Linked DNA regions of Mus musculus: region 1 is linked to region 2. Evidence: chromatin loops called from intact Hi-C (ENCODE). Cell type or tissue: left cerebral cortex. All regions are shown on one strand. Links, peaks and the distances in the headings refer to the core of each region. The heading gives the core; the rest is flanking DNA.

What was found. A loop is a pair of places that touch in the nucleus more often than their neighbours do. Peaks named below come from ENCODE experiments on the same cell type or tissue, not always from the same donor. Only the 100,000 strongest peaks of a DNase experiment are listed, where the experiment ranks them.
Region 1: it touches region 2 in a loop (8-fold over the local background); 27 of 42 quality-filtered maps call a loop at or near these places.

The regions. Positions count from the first base shown.
Region 1 is chr16:5,464,809-5,470,558 of GRCm38, reverse strand. No RefSeq gene overlaps it. Among named protein-coding and RNA genes, the nearest start is that of Gm41416, 16 kb to the left of the region's middle. In left cerebral cortex, for the core only: a CTCF peak has its summit at 2,718 (motif pointing right); a DNase peak (open chromatin) is centred at 2,762.
Region 2 is chr16:5,303,767-5,309,516 of GRCm38, reverse strand. Gm52265 (a long non-coding RNA gene) reads left to right here and starts at 2,853. Exons shown (of 3, transcript XR_003951975.1): 1 at 2,853-3,064. It overlaps Gm41414 (predicted gene, 41414), which reads right to left and starts at 2,679. Exons shown (of 3, transcript NR_169081.1): 1 at 2,373-2,679. In left cerebral cortex, for the core only: a CTCF peak has its summit at 2,736 (motif pointing left); a DNase peak (open chromatin) is centred at 2,729; H3K4me3 peaks cover 748 bases; H3K27ac peaks cover 172 bases.

The sequences.
Region 1 (5,750 bases), core at 1,118-5,117, 160 kb before region 2:
GCTTCCTTGTGCTGCTCTGGCAGGGATGTCTCACCCAGTCCCCGATTATAAATTAAACAAGGACACATTTGTCCCCAAGCTGGGGCCAGCCCCAGGTCCCCCATGAAGAGAAGCCCTCTGGAATCCTCATGAGAGGCCTGTTTAACACCTGCCTTTGTAAATCCCTTTTTATTTCCTTGCTCCTCTGCTCTGCCCCCTCTGTCTGCTCTGGAGCAACAACAAACATGGCAGGGTGGCTCATTTTGTATTTTGACTATGGTAGCAAAAACATCTTCCCTCAAACTAGCACAAAGGGAAAGATTTAATCAGTCTCTGGTGTGGTTACCTGTAAGTGTGCTCAGGGTCTCCAGTAGAGGCAATGGAGCTGTTTTCAGACATTAAACTTTAACGAGCAGAAAAGAACACACTGCTGCATCGACGCTCAGCCTAGTCTCACTCGGGGGGGGGGGGGGGGGGGGAAGCCAGGCAGCTCCATCCATCTTGCCAGATCTGAGTTGTCACTCATGGACCATTCCCATTACATCTGTCCAGCCTGGGTATGCCTGGGCAACACTGTTAATCAGTGCCAGGAAACACCAACCAATAGAGGGAGAGGGGCAACTGAGGTAACTGAGGCAGCACTCGCTCTCCCCTCCCTCTCTCTGCCTCTCCCTCTCTCTCTCTTTCTCTCCCCTCTCTCTCTCCCTCTCTCTCCCCCTTCTCTCTCTCCTCTCTCCCCTTCTCTCTTTCTCTCTCCCTCCTCCTTCCCTTCTACTCCTCCCCCTCTCCCTCCCCTTCATCCCCCTTCCATCTCCTCCCTTCCCCTTTCCCTCTACTCCCCCCTTCTCTCCCTCTCTCTCCCCCCACTGTGTGTGTGTGTGTGCTCAAGCTCCACCAGGTCTTAGGTAGACATGTTCTCCAGAACAGGAATTCCACAGGGGGAGGAAAAGGGCCCGTGAGGTGAGTCTGGAGTGGACCCTATGCTCACATTGGAGCACTTGGTCTCAGGGTGCTGGTGCTATTTGGAGAGGCTGTGGAGCCTTGAGGGACTGGACCTTTGAGAGTTCTCCTGTGGTCCCATTCTGTTTCCTTCTGCCTCCTGTCCAGTTGGAGGACACTCTGTAAGACTCTGACAAGCCTTAGCTTACTGGGAACCCCCGAGTGGACAATTCAGAGCCAGGGATTGATGCAAAAGCAAGAAGAATTTATTGTTCCAATGTGTTGGGGTCATCCTACACCAGAAGGAGAAGTGGCGACCTCAGGCAGCCCATTTGGCCAGTTTTTATACAGCTTTCAGGGGTAGAATAGAACAACAGCCACTAGGCACAATATGATTAGCAGAACAGTGTGACTTTTAAACTGATTGGTCTTAGGGAATAAGGTAGCAAGGGCTTTCCTTGTCCGGAAGGGGAGGGAGGGACAGTCCATCTGCCCTGAGGAATGTGTCTACGTGCTCTGGGTGCATCTGCAGGTTGCTCCCCACTGTGGTCTGAGGAATGTAATGCCTCTCCCAGAAGAGAGGGGTACCTATGTGTTCTATGAACTTTTTCTTCCAGGAGGAGAGGGGTTCAGTGAAATTTTCCAAAGTTCCTGAGCTGACCTCTTCAACCCCTTTGTTCTCCAGTCCCACCCTTCCTCTGGCTCTCTCAGACTCTATGGAGTCAGGTGATCACTGGCTGCAACCTTTGTGACCAAGAGTCACAAGAAATCCCTTCCTTTTCAGTTGTCATTCCCCAGCTTTGTCACAACAACAAAAAGTCTCCAAGATGCTGGGAGGTTGTCTGAAGGAAGAAAAAACCAAGGCAGGAGTGAAACCCAGAATTGCAGCCCTGAGGTACAAGGATTGCCTAAGCTAGGCATTCATGGACAAGCTCTTACTGTACAAAGCTCTGTTGTGCCTGCCACGCCTGATCAGCTCTGCTCACAGGATGTGAAAGCAGACACACGAGCGTGGAAATAAGGGTGTGGCCACGTTCCAATAAAACTTTTCTTGACACACACTAGCAGGGCCCGTGCTCCTATGGGCACCTTCAGGTTTATTACAGACCAGGTTGGCACAGCTATGAGGGTGCCTGCGATGTGGTGAACATATCCATCTCTCATGGAAGAAGTCAGGTAGAAAGCACACATCACTGGTGACTCCATGGATAGGAAGACGGGCAAGGGTAAAGTGCCCATGGCTCTTGAAAAACACCACTGACCTCCAAATCCACAGGTTCAGAGCCTCCAATCCTACATCTGTTGATGAAACCAGCCACACACTGAAAATATACTTGCTTACTTATATAGACTTAAATTGTTGAATCATCAGTATTCACTAAACAATCCATCACAGACAGACAGACAGACAGACAGACAGGCAGGCAGGCAGGCATTCACATTGCTGTGCTAGGAGTTATACAGCATCTAGAGATGGTGTAGGAAATGGTGGGTATGTGGGGATTATTTGGAACTCTGAAACTTTCTATAAAAGAGACTGGCACATCTTTGGGTCTGTGTACCTATGGCTGTCCAAGAACCAAACTTCTATGGATCCCAGGGAACAAGGGACCCACTGCTAGGCAAGAGTTCTTGTGTCCAGTGTGCATCTGTTCTATGGAAATCTTTTAGGCTGTCCTCTTGGGGTTCGTTACCTATACAAATATTTGTTTTGGATTTAAAAGAAGAAAAACAAGTCAAAACAAAAACAAACAAACAAACACTAGTCATGAAGTCTTGTGTAGCTGTACCTCTACTCACAGCCTGCAGGGGGCGCTATGGCCCCATGAACTCGGCTCTGGTTGAGGGACTAGACTGATCTGGCCTCCCAGAGAATTCAAAACTGGAGAATCCTGTAGGCTAAGAGCTGGTAGAGGAGAGGCCCTGGGAGCTAAGCTGGCCACTCTTGCTTCAGCCCTGGAGTAGGCCCTGTAACAAGCTGAAGACTCACCTTTGTCAGCACCCTAGAGAAATTCTTTCAGAAAAAGCCTGGTAGCAACATTCCATTCTTCCTCCTCACCTCTGGAAGTCCCAGCACACACAAGGGGGGGGGGGGGGACACGTAGTTAACAGGCAGGGCAATCTGCTTCCAAATCATTGCTCTGGCACTGGGACACCGGAGGTGAGCAACTCGTCATTGCTGATTGCTGTTCTATGGGAGGTGGCCCCAATGACCTCACAGAGTCTTGTGAGGACTTAATGACTTGGACAAGTCAAATGGGCTTGTCCCAGGACTGGGTAAAGCACTTGTCTCACAAGTGTGTAAGGATCCCCAGCAACCCATGCAGAGTTGGCCATGGGAGCGTGCATGTGACACCCAGGCATTCCGGGGAGGGGGCAGGAGGGGATCCAAGAGAGGCCAACTAGCCTTGCGTATGCAGAGAATGACGAGATGCAGTCTGAAATAAGGTGGAAGTGAGGACTGACACACAAACAAGCACAGCACACATGGTATAAGTGGATGACTACTATAGAGCCAAGTTAGCCCCATTCACAGGCAACTTGTCACCACAGTGAATTAGGCCACACCTAGTTGCAGCACCATGTGGCCACAGAAGGTGAGCAACCACATCCCCTGTCCCTTACATCCCTGACCCTGCAACACTGGACACCCCGGTCAGTGCCCACAGCTCAAGGCCAGCTGGCTAACAGCACAAAACCTCAGCAGGATGCAGTAGACCTGCCCTGAGCCTGACCTCCCTCCAGCTGCTCCAGCTGTGAGACATCCTCTCAGTCAGCACTTCTAGAGCCAAGAGGGCCTGCAGGTCCTGGTATAAAAACCAAGATAAGGTTGGAGAGTCCAGACTGACCTCCGTGTCCAGCTCATCATCAAATCAGCTGTGTAACCTTGGGAAGCAACTGGGCCTCTTTGTCTCTGTCCCCACAAGGAAATCCCCCACAGCAGGGTGGCTGGAACAGTGAGAACATTTCTCTGTCATGAAAGAGAACCCAGGCAGGTTTCAGATCCTTGGCCAGAAGGTACAGATTTCAGGATGTATCAGTGACAAACAGCAATGCCAGCCAGTGGCAAAGATGCTGTGCTCTCATCCAAAACAGCAGGTGCTGGTGTCACCACTTGTCAAAGACACTGAGAGAAAAGACCAAGACCCCCTCTTGCCCAAGACCACAAAGTGCTAAAGTTGAATGTGAGTCCAAATCTGCCTAGTGTGGTTTGGATTTTGCTATGTAGCCCATACTAGACACAAATTCATTATCTTCCTGCCTCAGCCTCCCAAGAACTGAGACCACAGGCATGTACACACACACACACACACACACACACACACACCACCCAGAAATGTTCTTATAGCCCACCTGTCTAAGTCAGAATTTAACTCATCCCAGGGCCCAGCCTGTGGAAGTAAGCTGTGCACCTTAGGATGACTGTGTCTATTTTCTGTTCTCCTCTATCTTGAGCACATGACGGTCTGCAGAAACTTGGGAGCAATCAGGCACAGTCATTGAGAGGGTTCAGGGGATAAAGGTGAATGACGCCAGCTTTCACCGTGGCAACCCCATAATGCACTTATGCACAGCCACCTCCATGTCCTGCCCATGAAGCTGCAGTACCATGTGCAGCTAGGTACCATGCTTGGCTCTGCTGCCTACCAACTGACTATGGATGAGTTAGGGCACACCAATGTGCCCGAGCATAGTCACATGGAAAAGTGTGGCTAATTCCAGAAGAGAACTTGCCTGGAAACATACTTGCCAAGACCCCATGACATGTAGCACACCACCACCACCACCATCGTCATGACCACCATCACCACTAACATCATCATTGCCATAACTCATCATCATTACCCTCATCACACCCACCTTGTCACCATCACCACCATAATAATCACAACCACCGTAAGTATCACTAAGGTAATCACTACCATCACTCCCACCAACCTTTCTACTATTGGCACTGTTACTTTTGTGTTGTTCTAGAAAACAATGTGGGAAGGCGTAGCCATTGATTGCCTTGTTTCCTCCTCAGACTCCACAAACCACAGATTGAAAACCAGGCTCCGTATTCAACACTCACCGAGAAAAGGCATCGTCATCTTTTATACTTCTTTGCTCATCTGTTTTTCATGCACAAAACCCCATCCCCTCCCTCTTGGGTACCCACTCGTAACTCTCCTGAAAGGAGTGAAGACATTCTGCAAAGAATCTAGTTGGTTGTCCTACTCCCTTTGGCTACCATGCTATTGAAACAACGGTCCCTAGAAAATTGGAATTTCCTTCATTCTGGGAGAATTCCGAAGGAAAAGACTGGGACCCTGGTGACAGCCAGAGATAAACATGTCTCTCAGGAAGGATTTCACATGGTTTGGACATCTTGTCAGACCACCTTACAGGAGTGACAAGAGTCCAACAATGAGGACAGGCCTGAGAACCAGTCAATATCAGTGTGCAGGACCCTTTGGATGGACCTGCATAGCTATGTGGACACCTTGCCCTTTATTTAAACCTGAACTTTGTGTCAAAGTGTGTGACATCTTTGGTGTTTCTTCCTCGTGGTCACCTTGAATAAATCTTCTTTCTTTGTCTTTCTCTTTAATTGGCCTACCAAGGAGTGGCTGAACCTTGCTCCTTCGAGCAGCCAGGGTCCCGGCTCTGACCCTAAGATGTGCACTCACTGTACTATAAGGGAAGCCATTTGCTGAAATGTGCTACCCTAGAGACAAGTCCATCTATGTGGCAAAGAACTAGTATATCCACTCAGCATGGAGTATAATAGCTACAGACCTTCCATCAAGCCTGGAGTTACACACAGCCCTGGTGGCATTCCCATGACA
Region 2 (5,750 bases), core at 1,209-5,208:
GTGTCCCCTAAAAGTCTCCTTTACTAACCACCCAACCCCCACTCCACCCCATAAACAAAAGTACAGGCAGGAAGCCACTCAGAGGAACAGCCAGTCACAGGGAAGCCTCCTCCACCAGATCGTCAGGAGATGAGAAGGGACGTTTTATCCTTCAAAAAAAAAAAGATGTCTGGACATAGCCTGATGGCCCAGCAGCTTATACAGAGAAAAGTCCACAGTGACCTGTCACTAAAGAACAAGGAGGGTTGTGACACTCTCAACAAGCTAAAGAGTCACTAAGACAAAACCCCAGGAAGGGTGCTGCTCTCTGCTTGACCCATTCTCTCAGAGCCATGGGTGGAGACGGGGACTCAGCTGCCCCAGGAAGGGGCCATGTCTCTTCAGCACCCCCTCACTCTCTGCTTCCCATCCTCTATGCCTTCACACACACACACACACACACACACACACACACACACACACACACACACCTGCCCCAGCCTGCAAACAGTCCCTGGATGATCAGACGACGATGCAAACTTGGAAAAGGAGTTTGGCAGGCGTTATAGGCCACCCTAGGCCCTGGGTAATCTTTAAACTAAAGACAGGAGAGTTGCCCAGGGGGCCACAGAACCCCTAAAAAAGAAACTTATGACCAGGCCTGGAGGAAATAATTTCTGTCTAGTTCCTGCATTTCCCTTCAAACCTATACCATAGGGTTCCTGCCACCCACCACCACACTCCTTGCCAAAGGCTCAGTGGGATTTCTGTCTTAGCAAATTTCTCTCAATTACACAGAATTCTTTTAATAATTTTCTTTTCAGAAAGCACTCAGTGGGGACATGCTGATGCCCCACTAAGAGCTAGTTCCTTAGGGTTAATTCTGGCACTAAATCACATTATTGAGCACACAGTATACCAGAGCCACTCAAAGTGTTTCTTCCAAACAAGTCTTACTTAATCTTGGGAATAAGACCACCATGAAACTGGGTCTATTGACACATCCGTCTTGCCATCAAGATGCTACAGCTCAGAGAGGTTATTTGATTTGCCCAAGGACACACAGCTAAGGACAGGCAGAATATGCACTCAACCTTGACAGCTAGGCATTCAACTGCCCTGGGTCACTTCCACTGATGCTAGAATCCCATTCTTCAGCAGAGTCCTGTCTCTGAGCAGGAAATGAAGGGGGGAAAGGGAAGTTCCAAGCCACCAAAGTTTCATGACACTGCACTGCCACTCTGCCTGGAACCAGGCACTTCCTCCCAGTCCCTTCTAGGCCTTTCCACCATGTGGCTAAGGAAACTGTCCACGAGTATCATCTTCCACTGGGATCTCAGAGGCTGTTCACCTGGCCCCAATGGGTTTGTAGCCCTCTTCAGAATGCAGTAGCATCCATAGGGACATGAGTATTAATACAAGAGCCAGCCTATGCAGGACCACTGAGCTTCAAGGTGGCCAGCTGCCACCCAAATGACTCAGGAGGAAGGGACCACTCCCTCAAGACTCATCAGCAAGTCGTCAGATTGATAAGACAAGCCCAGCCCAGCAAGCATGGGGGAAGCAAAGGATTCAACCCCACTAATCATTCAAAACAGCCAAGGTGGCAGCCTCGGCAAGGACAGCAAGTGCCTCCCAGCACAAGGCCTGCCGAATCACACCTGGGAGAGAGTCCCGAGAACGAGCTGAATCTCCGGGGCCCAAATGGTCTCCATCCCAGTCATGCCCCAAGAAGCACCATACACAGACGCAACATTTACCCTTGGCTGCCAGGGACAGAGCCTGGTAGAAGTGCCAACGGATTCCAAGAACTTTGCCTGGCTGTCCCTGTCTGTGAGGCTAAGGAGCAGAATTTGGGGACTAGGGTGGAAGCCATGTGCCTCTGGTCTACACTTCCCAGACCATGTGGAAGGGACAGGAAGGTGAGGGCCTGGTGACTAGAGCACACTAACTGCGGTCCCAGGCTGAACTCCGCCGCAGGACATGATGAGCCCTGTTGTCCCAGAGACCCTCCCAAGGGGACAGTTTTACACAAACAGTGATGTCCCAAAAAGGGACCCTGACAGCCCTGGCCAAAATGGGGGTGCTAGCTTAGAGCTGCTTAAAGCAACCCACATCCTTCTCCTTTCGGGGGGGCCTCCCCTTAGGCAAGCCACAGAGTCCAACTGGGACTGCTCCCCACCAGCCACACCTTGTGAGCTTATTAGGAAATCAACAGCACATAAGCACAGTTCTTGTCACCAAGCATCCAAGATCCCCGGTCGGTCCCTCCAAGCAAGCACAATGCGCCTGCAGGAGTTGCTGCCCAGTTACCAACTTCACCCAGGCGATGGTCAAGCATCCCTAGACCACCACAGCCCTGACCCACGTCCCAGCTGCCCGGGCTTACTTACACTTCTGCCTTCGCCACCTGTGTGGGTGTCGAGCTCGTCCTGGGCTGGACGCGGTGTCGTGGCTCCGTCCTGGGGCTCGCTTCCCGCTCGCAGCCCCAGCCTCAACCTCTTCTGCTCCGGAGCGTCGTCCTCCCTCCTCTGCCGGCCCTCCCTGCCTCCTCTCAGCTTGTCTGCATCTTCAGGGCTGCCTGGGGGGCTGGCCATGGCTCTAGGTGGGGGCTCTCGATGCCTGATCTTGGGGATGAGGAAAGAAGCAGGCGCCTCCCGCTGCAAGCCGCCTCGCGGTGGCAGTGGGGTTTCTGCGCTCGGACTCCGGGTCCGCGCCGGGCAGCTCTGTACAACTCTGCTGGCTCGCCACCGCCCTCTGCTGGCCGTAATGGGCACTGCGGGTGACGGGTCAATCCTGGGCGCCCACTAGAGCAAGTACCTAATGGACAGCCATTGAGGCAAAGCCATGTCTCCAGCCAGGTCTCACCCCATGCCCTAGGAAGGAAAGTAGAGGAGAGACTCCCAAAGAGTTTGGGAGAGGATGGACAGCGCAGTCACCCTTATCTTTGGCTCTGTATTTGGAATGGTTTGGAGCAGCCTAGAAAACGACATGGAGAACTCTCAAGAAGAACGTGTTCTGAGCAAAGGCTGGGTCTATCCACCTACACTGGGGGATGCGAAGCAAAGAAGCTGGAGGTCAACAGGTACACTCCCTTTCCTGTTTTCTGTCTTTCCCTCATTTAGTTGTTCTTATTGTTTGTTTGGGGTGTTGTTGTTTTTCCTGAGACAGGGTCTCCCTATGTACACCAGGCTGGCCTCAGTCTCTGAGATGTGGCTCTGCCTCTTGACCACTACTGGCTCTTTATATTTTAGTCATAATTTGGCTTACTTATTCATGTGCGTGTGCGTGTGCGTGTGTGTGTGTGTGTGTGTGTGTGTGTGTGTCTGTGTGTGTCTGTGTCTGTGTCTGTGTGTGTGTGTCTGTGTGTGTCTATGTCCCTGTGTGCACGCATGCGCATGAATATGTGTGCAACACCCACGCAGCCTGATGTGTGAGAGATTTGGGAAACAGCTTCATACAGGGCTGTGGAGCAGATAGATAATTATACCAGGAGGTCCCAGAGAAAGATAATGTTTTGGGCTCAGAAGCTCCCATAGAAGACTCCAGCCAAGTCTTTCTCAGGACTGTTACATTGAAATGTAAAATGTACATATACTCACACACACACACACACACACACACACACACACACACAAAGACTTGGTCTTCAGAAAGCGGGCTGTTTGGGAGACTATTAACCTTGTAGAAATGGGATCTAGCTAGAGGAAGTAATTCTCTGGGATTCCAACCTGAACCCTCTGCCTCCTGACCTGCACACATGTGATCGAGCAGTGCTGAGCTGCCTGCTGCCACAGAGCTGCCTGCCGCCATGCCTTCTCTGTTGTAATGGGTGGGAGCTTCAAACTGTGAGCCAAAATAAGGCTCTCCTCCAGAAAGTTGCTTCAGGGAAATACTTAATCACAAGGAAAAAAAAAAACCCTCTAGGCCTTCAGACTCACCATCTCAAGAGTATAGGTTCTATCTTTTCTAGAATGTTCTCAGTAGTTCATAGTGTGAAAGAGATGAACATGAGTTCTCATGGGCAATGGGACAAAATACACAATGGTTTCAGTTATATGTGCAAAGCTCCACTCTCTGAGAGGGAACTGGGATTCTATACTTGATTGTGTGTGTGTGTGTGTGTGTGTGTGTGTGTGTGTGTGTGTGTATGCGTGTGTATGTACATGCATATGTGGGTACACATGATACATATGGTCAGTGTTGAGTATCTTCTTCAGTTCTTCCCCATCTTAATGTCTGAAACAAGGTCTCTCACTGAACCTGACAGTTACTGGTTTGCCTAGGCTGGCTGGCCAGCAAGCCCCAGGAATCCCTCTGTCTCTGCCTCCCCAATTCAGGCATTACAGACATATACCCCTGCATTCAACTTTTATGGAATGCTGGGGATTGAAGTCAGGTCCTCTTGCTTATAGAACAAGCACTTTACTGAATGAGCCAGCTCCCCAGTTCCCTGCATCCACACTTATAAGGGTGTCCATGACCCCCAAAAGACAAGAACCAACTTGTATACATATCCCAATATTTAATGTTTGGTTTATTGGAAATGATGGAGAAGAGGGAAGTGGAGGGATAGGCTCTCCTAGTCAGCGTGCTATGTATTTGAAGTATTTCATGTGACTCATCTATTTTCTTTCTTGCATTAAGAAAATTTTCCCACCACTCAGGTTTTCAGATAGGCTGAGGGGAAAGCTCTTGATGGTTTTGATGGTTTTCAGGATTGGTAAGAGCCCAGCTAACAGTTGGAAATACCAGTAGCTGGCAGTTGATGGAGTTTCCTAAGGGTTAGGTTCTGTCCCTGTGCAAAGAATTAAAAAGAGTTCACACTGCTCCCTGACACACTGCTCCCTGACACACTGCTCCCTGACACACTGCTCCCTGACACACTGCTTCCTGACACACTGCTCCCTGACACCATCCACCACTGACAGCTTTACATGCGCCATGCCATCCGATCTGAGGCTCTCTGAATTCAGCTCCATCTCCTGGGTGTCACTGTGTAGCCCTGGCTGTCCTGGAACTTGCAATCCAGATCGAACTCAAACTCAAACTATCCTCTATCCAAGCCACCGCAAACTCAAGGCTATCTTACCTCGGCTTCTTAAGTGCTAGACTTTCATGTGTGAGCCATCATTCTAGTTCTCTTCCATGTTTACAGACAACCAAAGAAAAGGCAGAGCTATGGCAGAGCCAGCAGCACACCTTCATATTGTGATGGTATGTATTTTGTTTCCTTACTAAACTGGAACCTGGATTCTGTTCTGGAAACAGCCCTGAACCAGGAAGTTAGAGAATCTAATTCTCTGCTGTTTTTGTTTTATGGTTTTGTTTGTTACCGTTTGGTTTTGGGATGTTTGCTTGTTTTTTTGTTGGAGCCAGGGATTCATCAAGTTACCCTTACCCAGGTAGGGCTTCAACTCACTACAGGCCCAGCAAACACAGAGACAAGAGACACTGGGTTTAACTAAACATTAGGCCGAGCTCATGGGACCCGAGAGGAAAGGGGGGGAGAAAGGATTTCAGAGAGCAAAGAGGGGTCAAGGACACCACGAGAACATAGCCCTAAACAACTAAGCAGGGCTCATAGGGGTTCACAGAGACTGAAGTGACAATCAGGAAGCCTGTATGGGTCTGAACCAGGTCTTCTGCATGTATGTTACAGTTGTATAGCTTGATGCTCTTGTGAGACTCCTAACAGCAGGGACAAAGGCTGTCTCTTACTCTTTTGTATGCTTTTAGAGACCCCTTTTCTCCTATTGTGTTGTCTTGTC